Regions from separate parts of the Homo sapiens genome. Here region 2 is linked to region 1. Evidence: chromatin contacts called from ENCODE Hi-C or POLR2A ChIA-PET data. All regions are on one chromosome and are shown on one strand. Each heading gives the region's core, a stretch centred on a gene start or an enhancer-like site at or near the end of the contact. The rest is flanking DNA. Distances are from core to core; before and after follow the strand shown.

What was found. Hi-C counts contacts between places; a loop is a spot of excess contacts on that map. ChIA-PET counts read pairs that join two places held with the same protein, here RNA polymerase II (POLR2A). Pooled maps may share reads with other maps.
Region 2: a pooled map shows a loop between it and region 1 (2.1-fold over the local background). The contact joins the promoter of RNF167 here to the promoter of SPNS2 in region 1. A Hi-C loop is called at or near these places in 1 of 50 pooled maps. POLR2A ChIA-PET finds 5 or more read pairs at or near these places in 2 of 52 experiments (PC-9 and WTC11).

The regions. Positions count from the first base shown.
Region 1 is chr17:4,497,631-4,500,509 of GRCh38, reverse strand. It overlaps SPNS2 (SPNS lysolipid transporter 2, sphingosine-1-phosphate), which reads right to left and starts at 1,629. Exons shown (of 13, transcript NM_001124758.3): 1 at 1,093-1,629. The coding sequence starts at 1,462. SPNS2-AS1 (SPNS2 antisense RNA 1) reads left to right here and starts at 1,775. Exons shown (of 3, transcript XR_001752763.2): 1 at 1,775-2,359; 2 at 2,795-2,879. RefSeq lists enhancers at 195-829, 830-1,465 and silencers at 1,507-1,556, 1,617-1,766, 1,777-1,836.
Region 2 is chr17:4,939,002-4,941,880 of GRCh38, reverse strand. It overlaps RNF167 (ring finger protein 167), which reads right to left and starts at 1,613. Exons shown (of 10, transcript NM_015528.3): 1 at 1,521-1,613; 2 at 888-1,394; 3 at 724-804. The coding sequence starts at 971. SLC25A11 (solute carrier family 25 member 11) reads left to right here and starts at 1,835. Exons shown (of 8, transcript NM_003562.5): 1 at 1,835-2,065; 2 at 2,669-2,821. The coding sequence starts at 1,971. RefSeq lists enhancers at 706-835, 1,716-1,785, 2,502-2,879 and silencers at 1,169-1,363, 1,926-1,995.

The DNA of each region.
Region 1 (2,879 bases), core at 380-2,879:
CTCTCCTCCTGCAGGGAGCCCCTTCCTATGCCAGTCTGGCCAAAGTCCTTCCCTCTCAAAGCTCCACCATTCCCAACCAGTAGCAGCTCAGTCTAGGGCAAATTCTTACCCCTAGACCCACCCCTAATTGCTGGGGAAGGGAGCCAGCAGAAGGCAATTCCAGAACCACGTGCGTCCCCCAAAGGCCCAATGATCAATCAACTCACAAACGGGCAAACAGACCTAAACACACGCTGAGACTGGCCCAAGGTCACACACCAAGCACATTAGGAGCAAAGCTGGGGCTAGAACCCAGTTGTTCTATCGATCCCAATCCCGTCCCCAAGGCTGATTCCCAGAGATGCTCCCTGAGGATGAGGCTCCACGTCTCTAGCTCCAGAGGCCTGCGCCCTACCCTACACCCCAAGCACCATAGAGCAGGGGGAGGCGTCTCCAGGCCTCTGTACAGGGCCAGCTGCAAACCGCAGCCTGGGTCCCCAGGCGCCGCGGACCCGCCCCGCCCCTCCCTCCGCTCCCCGCAGCCCGGAGCCTTTGTCAGCCACGCGCTCACACACAACCGCGCCGCCACGCGCACACACACCCGGTCTCCCTAGCGCACACCCGCAAGGGGCGCGCGCACTCGCCGCACGCACGCAGGGGGGTGGAGGCGGCGGAGAAAGGAAGGAACTGACGGGCCATGGACGGACAGACGACCTGGGCTGGGGGAAGGGAAGGGAAGGAGGCCCGGGAACCGGCAGCTGGGGTCGGAGGGGGCGCAGAGACAAGGAGACAGAGAGACGCAGAGGAGACTCTTGGAGAGGAGGACAACGGATGGGCCGTCAAGGGCTGGAGAGGACGCGCGGGCTGCTCCAGGGGTGGGGACTCCTCTATCCCTTGGCCCCGGGTGTGTATGAGCGGGGAGCTGGATTGTACCCGTGGTGCACGGAGGCATCCCTTGCCCAGTTGTGCCTGAGCAGAGGGTCCGTAGGGACCTCACGTAGGGCCTGGAGATAGCAGGCCTGAGACCAAAAGCTCTCTGGGGTACCTCCCTCGAGGCGGGTGGTGGGATGGGGTGGGGTCTTGGTCCTCGGGCTGGGTGGGGCACTCGCTCACCTGCCACGGTGTACCTGTCCAGGTAGTTGAGCACGTTGCCCAAGCTGAGGATGGCGGCGGCTGCCCCCCGCCCGCGGCCCAAGCTGGCCGGTTTGGGCTGCTGAGCGCCGGGGCCCTTTGCAGTAGCTGCGCAGCCGGGGGTGCCGGGGGTGCCGGGGGGTCCGGTCGGGGCCCGCCTTACGCTGCCCGACAGCGTCTGCACCTCATCGCCCGCGGCCGAGACTCCAGCGCCGCCCGCGCCCCGCGCCCCGCAGCAACCGCTACCGCCAGCCCCTCGCTGCGCCCCCCGGCGCCGGCGCCGCCGCTCCGCGTCCGCCTCCTCCTCCTCCGCGCCGCCCGCCGCCGCCGAGGCGCATTCCAGGCACATCATGCCGGCCCGGATCGGGGCGGCGGGGGGCGCGGGGGGCGCGGGGCCCAGGCTGGGCCCGCTCAGCGCGTGCGTGCGCCGCGGAGCCGCCACTGCACCATCCTGGTCGGGCCCCGTCGGCTCCTGCGCTCCGGCCCCGGCTGCGGCGCTGCCACCGCTCAGCTCGCTGCGCCTCGTTCGCCGCCGCGGCTCTGACAGCTGCGGCCCGGCCCCGCCCACCAGGCCCGCGCCCAATCAGCTCCGGGCTCGGGCCACAGCCCCGCCCCGCACGTGCTGCCCTGGGGGTGGGGGGCCCGGGGACTGGGGGCCCGGGCGGCAGAGCCCCTCCTGCCAATGGGGGCGCAGTCACGCCGGGGCCGACCGGCCGCGAACGCCCGCGGGGAGCGGGAGAGGGTTTGCTCTGGCTACGGAGCTGGGAGCAGGGTGCTGGTGACGGGGCTCCCAGCACCTACTCAGTACCCTTCACCCAACCCCTGCCTCGGGCGTGGACTCCCGGCGGAGGCTCTGGGAGCCGGGCTGAGGGCTTGAGCCTAGCGTATCTGGGAGAACTGGAGAGAGGAGTCTCAGATGGCTAAAGTCAGGGGCGCCAGTTGGAGAGCCGGTGGCTCCTCCGATACTCACACGCCCGGATTTAACCAGTTCAGGGAGGGCCCAGAACCTAGACCTCCACCAGTCATGGTGGGCTGTGTCTCCCACCTCCCCAGGGCAACCCAGATCCAGCCCCCAACCTACCCCGGGCCCATTCCTGTGTGGGCACCCGGACCCTACCCTTGCCCCACAGAGTGGCCCGCAGCCCCTGGCGGGGAGAGCAAGGGCTGTGATTGGGGCCCAACAGAAACAGGATATTCAGAAGGGGCTTTCCCTCCTGAGGGACCACATCTCCAAGCTTCAGACTTCCAGGTATGTGCTAGAGAGGGTACAAAGCCCCCAGTGGCAGACAGGAGGCTGGGTCCTAGCTCAGCTCTGCCCTGGTGTGTGGCATGATCCTGAACATGACACCCACTCTCTGGGCCTCCATTTCTGTATCTGGGGGCAGATGGCAGGATGGGATTCAGTCTGGAAATCCACGGGTGGTCACCTCCCCTTGGTGGGACGGGGCGGGGGTCTGCCTCCTATGGAGAGTGGTTGGGGTGCTTCTGTGTTCCTGACATCCCATCACGGTTTCACCCCTCCTTAGAGGTGCTGTGGCTCTGTGACGATCTCCCCCTTCCCTCCCCCATTCACCTGTTTGGGGAATTAAAATCGAAATTAAAATCCTGTATAAAGTGCAGAGGACAGAATGTTAGAACTGGACAAACCCTCGGAAACCAGTTAATCATTCCCTGTGTTTCACAGACAAGTCCCAGGGCACGGACGTGACCCATTACGAACAGGCAGTGAAGCTGTGGCAGGGCTGGAGCTGCCCCAGGCTCTGGCATCA
Region 2 (2,879 bases), core at 364-2,863, 440 kb before region 1:
CAGTGGCGCGATCTCGGCTCACTGCAACCTCCACCTTCCGGTTTCAAGTGATTCTCCTGCCTCAGCCTCCCAAGTAGTTGGGACTACATGCGTGCACCATCACGCCCAGCTAATTTTTGCCATTTTAGTAGAGATAGGGTTTCTCCATGTTGGCCAGGCTGGTCTTGAACTGGGATTACAGATGTGAGCCACCGCGCCCGGCCTCTTCAATTTTCTAATTACCCATCTCACAAACAACTCGACTGCTACTAAGGCCCAACTGAGTTCTTGCTATGTGGCAGTCTTTGGGATGAAATACTACCAAAATTGCGTATCTACTTTGATCTTCACAATAACCCTAGGAAAACTTCTAATATCCCATTTTACAGTAAAACAAACTAAGGCTCAGAGAGATTAACTTGCCCAAAGTCATATAAGCAATAACTAGCACCTGAGACCTTCCTGATAAGGACCGTTGATCCTGCCTTCTGTCTTCGTCCACTTTCAGTCTCCCTGATAACCTCGGAGTTCCAGGGGTGGACACTCTGTCTTCTCCCTCTAGATTCTGGGTTCTACACTAGACGTGCTCAGTTCCTAACTTCATTTTCCTACCTCCAGTTTCACCCAGGACAAACCTCCCCAACCCCAGCCTAGGATGGAGGATCTTGCGAAATACTAAAAAAAGAAAAAAGACAGAAAAGGAAGGAAGGGAGGGAAGGAGGAAAAGAAAAGAAAGAAAATCACCTGGAGGCCCTCCTGGCTCAAGGTAGCCCCAAACAGAGCTGGAAGGTCTGCAAAGTCCATGCTGGCATTGTGGTCCGAGGTCTGCGGACAAAAAAGGCGATGTTCCCCTTCAGCCTGCAACCCTTCCTTTCAGCGCCCTTTCCCCATCCGTCCCTCAGACTCACCGCTCGAATGAGCCCCCGGGTCGGGGCCGCTCCCCACAGCACAGCGGCCACAACCACAGGAAGCGGGAAGGCTGCAGGGTGCATGGCAGCGGGAGGAAAGAGGCTGAGGAGGCCGCGCGTCCTGGTAGCAAGGAGCAGAAGCGGAGTTCTGCGCCCTCCCTGCCCCTCCTTTAGGATCCCAGGGGTCCAACCACCCCCAGGTCCCACTTCCCAGCTACATGGGGGCGCCGGGGAAGGAACACCAACTCAAAGAATGAGATATCCAACCCGTTTAGTGGAGCTGGGTGGGAGGCACTAAATGTATCCTTTTCTGGTACGGGGATAAAACGCGGAAAGGGGACGGAGCCTAACACAGGTGACAGAAAAACTTCGGGAAGGGTGGCGGAGCTCAAGGAGGTGGGACTTCCTGCTAGGTGGGCCGTGTTCCCAGCCTCTGGAAAAGGGCTTCCGGTAGAGAAAATCAGGCCGCTTTCAGCATTGGATGCTTGAGATGAAGGACTTCCGGTCCTAAAAGGCCGGTTAAAAAAAGGTTAGCGATGGAGGGACTGCCTGTGGAGATGGAAGGGGCACTGGTGGCCCAGAAGACGACCTAATAAAAGTGCCCGGAAACCCGGAGCCTCCTAGTTTACAAACCTCTCCTCCCTCTGGCCTCCGCCGCTCCTTCAAATCTCGCGAGAGTGCTCACCACCTCTCCCGTCCCCTCGCAGCTGAATAGTTGCTGTGTCTATCGCGAGAGCGCTCCAACTTGGCGAGCCGTACTCACTCGATCTCGCGAGACCTTCAAACAAACTCTTCTCTATTTTCCCGCGATTCTAATTCGGTGAAAACAGCGCCTTTCCTCTGGTTTCCAAATCAGTTACGCCCCTTCTCGCACGCTTCCATCAAGCTCCTCCTTCAGCTCCGCCTTACTCCCGGCCGCCTTTGCGCTGCGCGCCTGCGCCCGCGCCGGCTTCCAGCGGGTGTCGGACCTGAGAGCTGGAGGGGCGTGCGCGCGCCCTCGCTCTGTTGCGCGCGCGGTGTCACCTTGGGCGCGAGCGGGGCCGCGCGCGCACGGGACCCGGAGCCGAGGGCCATTGAGTGGCGATGGCGGCGACGGCGAGTGCCGGGGCCGGCGGGATAGACGGGAAGCCCCGTACCTCCCCTAAGTCCGTCAAGTTCCTGTTTGGGGGCCTGGCCGGGTAAGCTCAGGCCCCAGGGATGGGAAAAGAGGAGGAAGGGAAGGGCAAAAGGAACCGGGCCCGGTTCATCTCTGGGTCTGTTGCAGTGAACTGTGCCGGCACGGGGTCAGCGCGATCTCCAGCGTATTGCGAGTTCCCCGATGGGCTGCTAGGGCCCCATTGCAGGACCCTTATGGACTGCATGCAGGGTCGTTGCACAACCCCCGCCGGGCCAGCTGAGTTTCCCAGCGCATTGCTAAGCTCGGCCGGGCGGCAGGGGGTTCCAGGCCATTAAATGGCTCCTGCAGGACTACCTGGAGTCCTAAATCTTGGATGCCCCTTCCTCCCCTCCCTGTGTCGGACTGCGTGCAGCCCCAGGTCACTGCTTGACTGTCATGAAGCTGCTTGGAGCACTTTCATTGCATGGCCCCTACTGGACAACTAGACTTTTCAGACCCGTTGCACTTGGTGTACATATAGACTCTTATACACATGCTCACCAGCATCCTGATTCTTGAATCGCATGGCAGGCCCTGACCTTTGTAACCTCTTGCTGCCAGGCTCCAGTGGGCACTGGTAGATCTGGAATGCCTGGCCCTTCACTCCACCTCTGTCTTCCCCCAGGATGGGAGCTACAGTTTTTGTCCAGCCCCTGGACCTGGTGAAGAACCGGATGCAGTTGAGCGGGGAAGGGGCCAAGACTCGAGAGTACAAAACCAGCTTCCATGCCCTCACCAGTATCCTGAAGGCAGAAGGCCTGAGGGGCATTTACACTGGGTATTGGGGCCTCAGGATGGAGGGTAGACTGTGGGTTGGCAGCTCTAGACCTTGGCCT